Linked DNA regions of Homo sapiens: region 2 is linked to region 1. Evidence: read pairs that join two places in POLR2A ChIA-PET (ENCODE). Cell type or tissue: HCT116. All regions are shown on one strand. Each heading gives the region's core, and the rest is flanking DNA. Links, peaks and the distances in the headings are about the cores only.

Region 1 (4,397 bases), core at 75-4,074:
AATTTATTTTAGTGCTGTTTCTTAAATAAAGTCAACACTTGATTCCTTTTAATGTTCTAATGGATAAAAATAAAACTCGCTGCTGACGTAGTTTCATGCCGCTGCTCATATCTGTGCTCAGCCATCCGTAGTTTTCTCCACTATGGCTTGTGCACCATCAGTGCAACACAAAAGGCAAACGAGGTCTCAGTGTAATTCTGAAAAACATTTTGGTCTCGCAGAACTCCTGCAAGATCTCAGGGAGAGAACATATTGAGACCCACAGCCCTGTATATTTCCACTAAGCAGGGATCCAGCTTCACCTTGAACAACTTAAGCCAAGATATCCTTGCTTGGCACAGCAATGATAGTCTCCCTTAATGAAGTTGAAATCCATCTCCCTATAACTTTCACTAGTAAATCCTACCTACTCCAACCTCTTGGGGAAGCACAGAAAAAAACTAACCCCTCTTCCGTATGTCAGCCTCTCCACTATTTGAAGATAGTTTTCATGAATTCCCAGATCTGGGCTTCCCCAGGTTCAATATTCTTTTATTCATCAACATTTCCACATAGGAATTAAATTTTAACTCGTGTGCACATCCTTGCTACTGATATAGTTCAGTGTATTATGAACCATCTCACTGTTTATTTTTAACTTTATTTTCAAAGATGTCAGATCTTCATTACAATCTGGTGGTGCTCCTTGCCCAGTATGAATGTCTTGCTTTTATATTTTATGGCACTACCTCTTAGCCAAATATTAAAAAATTAACACAACTGATAAAATCCTAGCAAGAAATAACACAGAAAACACAAATTAAAAATATCAAGAATCGGCTGGGCATGGTGGCTTACACCTGTAATCCCAGCACTTTGGAAGGCCGAGGTGGAAGGATCACCTGAGGTCACGAGTTTGAGACCAGCCTGGCCAACATGGTGAAACCCCATCTCTACTAATAATACAAAAAATAGCCAGGTGTGGTGGTGGGTGCCTGTAGTCCCAGTAACTCTGGAGGCTGAGGCACGAGAATCACTTGAACCCAAGAGGCAGAGGTTGCAGTAAGCCAAGATCACGCCACTGCACTCCAGCCTGGGCAACAGAGCAAGACTCTGTTTCAAATAAAAAAAAATCAAGAATCACAAAAGGCTGATTACAAATCCCACATACATAAAAACATCACATTATGACAAATATTGAAAAAAATACATTATAAGTTTGATTAAAAAATACAAATTTACCAAAACTGAGACTAGAAAGAGAACCTTAAAATTATTGTTTAGCTATTAAACAAATTGATTCTGTAATTGATTAAATGTAATTGAAACTATGCCAAAAGAGAAAATCTGGGCATAAATGACTTTGCTGAGAAACTCTTCTAAGCATTTAGGAAATAACTGAAAACAATGTTTCATAAACTCATCCAGAAAATAATTAAAAAGGAGCACCTTCAAACTTATGTTTTGAGGCCAGCGTACCTCTGGTAGATTGCACTAAAGTTCTTCATTTTCCACCTCTCCCTGTCTCCACGCCCATTCCTAGTTTCCTCCCACATAGATTCTGGGTTGGCTATGAGACTTGCTTTTGCCTGTGGGACAGCAAAAAACATGCTGCAAGAAGAGACTTGACAACATGCACACTCTTTCTGAGAACCCAGGCACACTATTTCTGAGAACCAGGAGAACAGGCTGGACCAGCCCCTGGAGGATGAGATGGGTGGAGAAAAACTGGGTTGTCTCAGCTGGGAATATTCTAGGCCAGCCAGCTCCCAGCCTGCTCATGAGCTGGCCACAGGTGAATAAGTGCCCAGCTGAGATTGGCCAGTTCTAGTTCAGAGCAGCAGAATTTCCCAGACAACCCGTAGACGCCTGAGACAAATATAAATTCAGTGGTTGACCATGTGCCCCACCACGTTGCAACACAACATGGAGAACGACCTATTGAAGACTCAGCTAAGTCATTAGCTGGGAGACGGCACCTTCATTGTTAAGGCACTGCCCTGCAAGGTCACAGTAAAGCATGAAACCGGAAGGCAATGTTTGGTGCCACCTCTTAGTCATACCTGAGGTCAATAGGTCTAGGAACCAAGGAAACAATGATAAATTTTGAAAAAAAAAATTTTGCTTCCCTTTCCCATGATCTTGGGTTCAGGAGGTTTGGGGGTCTGACTGGCAGAAGGCACAGGCCTTGTCCAGTGACACACTTCTACACTGCAGCCCTTTTCTGGGCTCTGGAAACCACCTCTTTTTGCCCCATGAGGCAGGGCAGTGGCAATAACTCCCTGAGAGTCCTGGCTTCTGTTCCTCCTGTGTCTCCTGTTTGTTTCCCTTAGCTCCACCCCGAACTTTGCAAAGTTTCCATTGCGAAGTTTCCAGGGTGGAAAATGCTATGTTTTGTGTGGAGCCCTGACCCATACGGTCTGTGAGAATAGCTCTAGGATTTTTAAATCCAGGAAAAGCAAGGCAAGGAGTCTACAAGAGTTTCTGATGTCTTTGAATGACATTTGATTGCCAGATAATGGAAAGAATCTTTTTCCAGATAGAATTGCATCCTATCGGTGAACTTAAAATGGCTGTTATATTTCCGTAGTTTTGCTTTTTGTTTTAACTATTATAACTGTGAATATTCGGAAGTTTCACCTAGTGTATGCTTGTTCACATTACTTGCGCCAAATGTAAGGTTTCTTTCTACTTTGTTTCTTAACTCATTAATCATGGTCAGGCGCAGTGGCTCACGCCTGTAGTCCCAGCACATTGGGAGGCCAACGCAGGCGGATCCCAAGGTCAAGAGATTGAGACCATCCTGGCCAACATGGTGAAACCCCGTCTCTACTAAAAATACAAAAAAATTAGCTGGGCGTGGTGGTGCGCGCCTGCAGTCCCAGCTACTCATGGGGCCGAGGCAGGACAATCGCTTGAACCAGGGAGGTGGAGGTTGCAGTGAGCCAAGTTCCCGCCACTGCACTCAGGCTCAGAGATAGAGCGAGACTCCGTCTCAAATAAATAAATAAATAAATAAATAAATAAAGTGAATAAACAAATAAATAAATAAAAATAACACCCAGGATAAAGAGACCATTTTATTAATATCTCTGTCCCCCAGAACCTAACGTTGTGCCTAAAATTATTTACACAGATGATTGAATAAATGGAATACTTGCTTCCCATAGTTCAAGCTCATGTTGTTAAATTTTAATATAACCTATGTGTCTCCAAGTCCTTTAATCTGGGCTTTCCTTCTTATTTAATATCACACACACACACACACACACACACACACCTGCATAAGCCCCCACCTATTATGGAAAATTTAATATAGACTGTAGAGATTCTCATAGTCATCTTTGATTTATATTTTTTTCTTCCTCCTTCCCTCCCTGCCTCCTTTCTTTTTCCTTCCTTCCTTCCTTTTTTCCTTCCCTCCTTGCCTCCTTGCCTTATTCCCTCCTTCCCTCCCTCCCTCTTTCATTCCTTCCTTCCCTCATTCCTTCATTCCTTCTCTCATTCCCTCCCTCCCTCCTTCCTTCCTCTTTCAGTTTGCAGCTGAATTATCTAGCTGCTTATTGTAGCCCATCTTATAAGTAAACCCAAATGTAAGATGTAACCACCTTTTAATAATTTTCCACAATGCCAAAGGCTTGAGGACATTGCGTGCTACACATCTTTACTGAACTTTGCTGTAATGAAACAGTTTGTGTCACAGTTCAACAGTTTCTTATGTGGCCTGCACCTAAAGCCCCAGTCACTTCACAGAGTGTCCTGCTGATGGACCTCCTCCCCAGGGGGCAAAGCCTTTCATCCATTTCTGGGCCCTTTGCTCCCTGCTGCTCTTCAAATATCATATTTTCTTCTTTTAGGACAACTCCACACTTTCTTCTGAACTGGCTCCAGTCAGTGAAAACTCTTGCTCTATTGTTTCAAGTCACTTAGGAAGGAGGTAGCTACATACAATTCCAAACTCAAAACTAGAAACGTTTTCCTCTAAAAGCCACCTGCCTGATAGGAATCACAATATCATCCTGAAAGCCAAAATCAGCTGAAATAAGTTTTTGCGTTCAGTAACATTTTTTTTCTGCTGTGCAATCAGTTTTGAACACGGTTGTGTTTGGCATAATATCTTTCTTTTTTTTTTTGAGATGGAGTCTCGCTGGGTTGCCCAGGCTGGAGTGCAGTGGTGCGATCTCAGCTCACTGCAACCTCTGCCTCCTGGGTTCATGCCATTCTCCTGCCTCGGCCTCCCGAGTAGCTGGGACTACAGGCGCCCACCACCACACTGGGCTAAATTTTTTTGTATTGTTTTTCAGTAGAGACAGGGTTTCACCATGTTAGCCAGGATGGTCTCGATCTCCTGACCTGGTGATCTGCATGCCTCAGCCTCCCAAAGTGCTGGGATTACAGGTGTGAGCCACCGCGCCTGG
Region 2 (4,397 bases), core at 276-4,275, 51 kb before region 1:
TTTGGCATAACATTTTAAATATAAAAACCAGCTTGGAAAATGAGAGACGCTGGAAAATGCAAAAGCCTGTGTACATGGGGCCTATGCTTTAGGTTGGAGAGCCAGGACCCCGGGCGAGAGAGAACAAGCTAAATGACCTGAGTTAAGTGACTTGGTCACTGCTGCAAACTTTGCTTCCTCATCCATTAATTGAAGATAACAAAAGTAAGAACCTATCGCACAGGATGGCAGGGAGGACTAAATTAGCACGACAATGACCATCAGAAAATATGTGCTCATTACACATTAACCATTTCTCTTCCTCTCGTTCCTCTCCTTTACTTCTTCTACCAGCATCACCTCCATTGCCACTTCACAACCTCACTACCCCATTGCTAATTTTGTCTTAAGGCATGCTAGAGGTTTAAATAATAATCAAGTATACTGCTTTTCACTTATCATTAGCAAAAGCTTTTGAACAAGCCTATGAACAAGAAGAAGCTACGTTCTCCCAAAGGTTTTTTTTTTTTTTTTGAGACCGAGTCTCGCTCTGTCACCCAGGCTGGAGTGCAGTGGCGCTATCTCGGCTCACTGCAAGCTCCGCCTCCCGGGTTCACACCATTCTCCTGCCTCAGCCTCCGGAGCAGCTGGGACTACAGGCTCCCGCCATCACGCCCGGCTAATTTTTTGTATTTTTAGTAAAGACGGAGTTTCACCGTGTTAGCCAGGATGGTCTCGATCTCATGACCTTGTGATCCGCCCGCCTCGGCCTCCCAAAGTGCTGGGATTACAGGCGTGAGCCACCGCTCCCGGCACCAAATGTTTTTCTGATGAGATCAAAGTTATCTCAAAACAGTATGTGACTTTTTAGTGTATGTGCTCCCCCAAAGCATCTGAACTAAAAAACCTGAGTGTTTCTTCTTTTCAGGTCTGAGTTTAAGAGTCAGGTAAATACATCTTGTTAAATATTTCTAAATTATTTTCTCTTGTATGATTTTCCTTTAGAAATTGAATTCTCTCTTTTCTTTGGGTTTTGCTGAAAGGTTCATCGATCATTCAAATAAATTTCACAAAAATATTAGGAGTAGGTACAATGGCTATAATGCATAGTTAACAGAGAGATCATTATGTCTGCCTCTGAGGACCTGGGTGTGGCCTCTGATTTCCCTGGACAGTGTTTTGGGCTTCCAATGAGAAAGTCTCTCAAAGAAGGACACTCTGCAAGTCACGGCCCTAGGGCCGGCCATCACCTAACGTCTTCAGATAAATTGTTTGTTTATGGATTCAAAAGCAAGACAGTTAATGAATGTCATCATTCAGTTTTCAGTTTGAATATTGTATTTTTTATTTATTCAGAACCTAGCATATAATATTTACACAGGATAATATATTTTTTATAAATTTTATTTATATATTTACTATATACTGATTATGTGCTGTGCTATTTGTGATAGAAGGATCCCAAATGAATGCAATGTTGGCTTTTATCCACAAAACACTATCATGATATACACGTAAAATATACATGTGAAAATAACAACATTATAAAATAATAAACCGTATTTAAGAAGCAGAATATTATAAACTTCAGCAGAAGTACAGAAGTGTATATAATATGTTATTTCTACATTTCATTCCCAGAATATTTCTTAAAATACATTCTATTTTAAAGGTAAGGGAACTAAATATTTAAGTGCAAAAAGAAATAGAAAACCATTGTAAATATATAGCTAACTCAGGCCAAAAATGTCTGTTTTACTAGTTCTTTTAAATGATAGGTTAGTCACAAGAAATAAGCATCAGATGAACTGAATCAGTTTCTCATTATTTTCTATTCGACAGGTTAATTTCAGGTTTATACATAAGATGAGCAACTTACCAAGTGCTTCTAATTCTACTTGATAAAATGATACTCCCTAAGCCACCTTGACTGGGTGTGAAAGAGGGCAAATAAAGGCTTAAATACAATATATCTTCCTGATGAGATAACTGCAGACCTATTTGTGGGAGAAAATTGCTGCACATAAGCATTTGTGTTTGTTTTATATTCACTTTAACTGTGAAGAGGGAAATGAAGTTCGAGCGGAAGCCATGAGACTCTATTGTAACAGCTCATGAAAAATTACAGCTCAACATCCAAACATACATCTGTCTGTGTCCCTATGTGAATTAATACAGTATTTTAAGGCCAACAACAAACACAAATAACCAATTCTAAAGCTATGGGAACTACTTTCTGCTGATAACTGCAAAAACACAGAAATAATAACATAAGTCATGGAAAACTATGTAAGACCCAAAAAGATAATGGCTAGATTATTTCAACCAAGGCTTGCTTTGGTATTCATAGAAATAAATCTAAAGCATCTGCTCTAATGTATCATTAAACTTTTATCAGATCATAGTCAGAATGCATGAGGATTAAAACTCCTTTTAGCTGAATAAAGCATGCTAAGATATACATCGTTCGTGTTAAGGTAGTAATCATCTCTTGGCTAATGAGCTTCAATGGACTGATAGGCATTAAGCCTGTTTTGAATGCAAGCACTCATATCTTGACAACAAAAGGGGAATATTTTTATCATTTTGGAAATGCAGTACAAGCATGTAAATAAATATGGGCCATGTTAGCTTTTGTTCGAGTAAGGAATTAAATGTCTTCTGCTTACCATTTAATATGATCTTTGAGTTGTTGTTCAAATGAGCTAGGTGGCTCTTAAGCAACTTCCCTGTGTGTTTTGTCGTGAATGCCACTTATTATTATACCCATAAGCTTCTTTTTTACCAGGGAGTATCCTCCTGTCAAATGACCAGCACTTCCCTACTTATTCTTTCCTTTTGTTAAATTTTTAATCAGCTTTTTAAATTCACACTGAAGTATGAAGAGCTACTTCCATCAACGTGTCATGCCTTCCTGGTGCACGTGGATTTTTTACCAGAAGTGAATGAGAGAAAAGAAGAATTTTTAGATCTCAATTAGAAGAGGTGGCAAAGGTGAAGACAATGGGGCTTTCTGTTTCTACCCCATCCCCTGGCCCTTGCCTGGTTGCTACACTTCTCTCAAGTCCAGCTGGACACACACCTGTAGAGAAAGTTACCTACTCACTTCCCTTTTTGAAAACAGGAAGCCATGAATTTGTCTTTTGTGAAAGCCTGAGTCTCCTTATTGGATATAAATTTTGCCTAGCAGTGATGCCACTCTTGTATTTTTGTTTATGATTATTGGACTTCAGAGCAGTCTCAGTAATCTTTTTGCCCCCTGGAAACTGAAGAAATACTTTAAATGATGCTTGAAAGAGAGGAGAAAACATTATGGATTAGATGGGTGAGGATATTGAAAGACAGTACCTTTAAGAATAACTATTGGGATCAATATAGTATTCATTTAACCTCAATTTTCTTTTTCTTTCTTTTATTTCTTTTTTGTTTTTAAGACAGACTCTTGCTCTGTTCACCAGGCTGGAGTTCAGTGACATGATCATGGCTCACTGCAGGCTCAACTTCTTGGGCTCAAGTGCTCCTCCCTCCTCAGTCCCTGAGTAGCTAGGACTGCAAGTGCATGCTACCATGACTGGCTAATTTTTGTATTTTCTGTAGAGACGGGATTCACCATGTTACCCTGGTTGGTCTTGAACTCCTGCGCACAAGCGATCAGCCAGCGTCGACCTCCCAAAGTGCTGGGATTACAGGCATAAGCCAATGATCCCGGCGTTGTCCTCAAATTTCAATGAGACATTACTTGATTCCTAAAGGCAGATTACCACCGTGGTACTGAGGGATGAATCATGTTTAGAATGAGTCTCCCCTCATCTAAAATTATTTTATTGACTGTCTTCCAGGAGCCTCCAAGTTTGCATCACTAAAAGTACCTGGTTGAGGCTCAGCACAGCACTTTGGGAGTCCTTAATAATGGTTAAATTTATGACATGTAACACAACCATCTTTGACAGTCACTACATGAAGGAGTGATTGAATTGCTTTGTAACCTTAACAGATGGCTGAAAGGAGGGTCTGGGTGACTTTGAAGGAGTATGGGCCAGTACTGAAAAGGGGCAAAAAAAGGGACACAAATCAGATCAAACGTCACCAAGTGGCTACATGAGAGTACTACCTACTTGGTTGAGGGGCTTTCAAGAAGAGAAGAGAGGGCTGACTTAATGACTACTCTGTCTCCAGGACTCTTCTACCTGGATCATTGCAAAAAAGAAAAAATTGGGCTACCATAGCCCCACTCCCATTCAGACAATAGTTTGTTTTACAATAGAGATTGCATCTTAATCCATCTTCAAGCATGAGCACTTACCATACCATGTGACTCATGCCAGTGACACAATCAGTGTTTGTTGAGTGAATGAATGAATACATGAATACAATAATATAATTTTACTTGAAGGAGTCTCTGGCATTCCATTTAGACA

The links. ChIA-PET counts read pairs that join two places held together with the same protein. Peaks named below come from ENCODE experiments on the same cell type or tissue, not always from the same donor. Only the 100,000 strongest peaks of a DNase experiment are listed, where the experiment ranks them.
Region 2: POLR2A ChIA-PET joins it to region 1 with 8 read pairs; 4 of 35 experiments call an interaction of 5 or more read pairs at or near these places.

The regions. Positions count from the first base shown.
Region 1 is chr10:4,731,694-4,736,090 of GRCh38, forward strand. All of the region lies in intron 2 of LOC105376375 (a long non-coding RNA gene), which reads right to left. Among named protein-coding and RNA genes, the nearest start is that of MANCR, 56 kb to the left of the region's middle. In HCT116, for the core only: no CTCF peak of the experiment used is centred there; a DNase peak (open chromatin) is centred at 2,014.
Region 2 is chr10:4,680,284-4,684,680 of GRCh38, forward strand. The region is part of intron 3 of LOC105376373 (a long non-coding RNA gene); the gene reads left to right. Among named protein-coding and RNA genes, the nearest start is that of MANCR, 4.4 kb to the left of the region's middle. In HCT116, for the core only: a CTCF peak has its summit at 4,131; no DNase peak of the experiment used is centred there.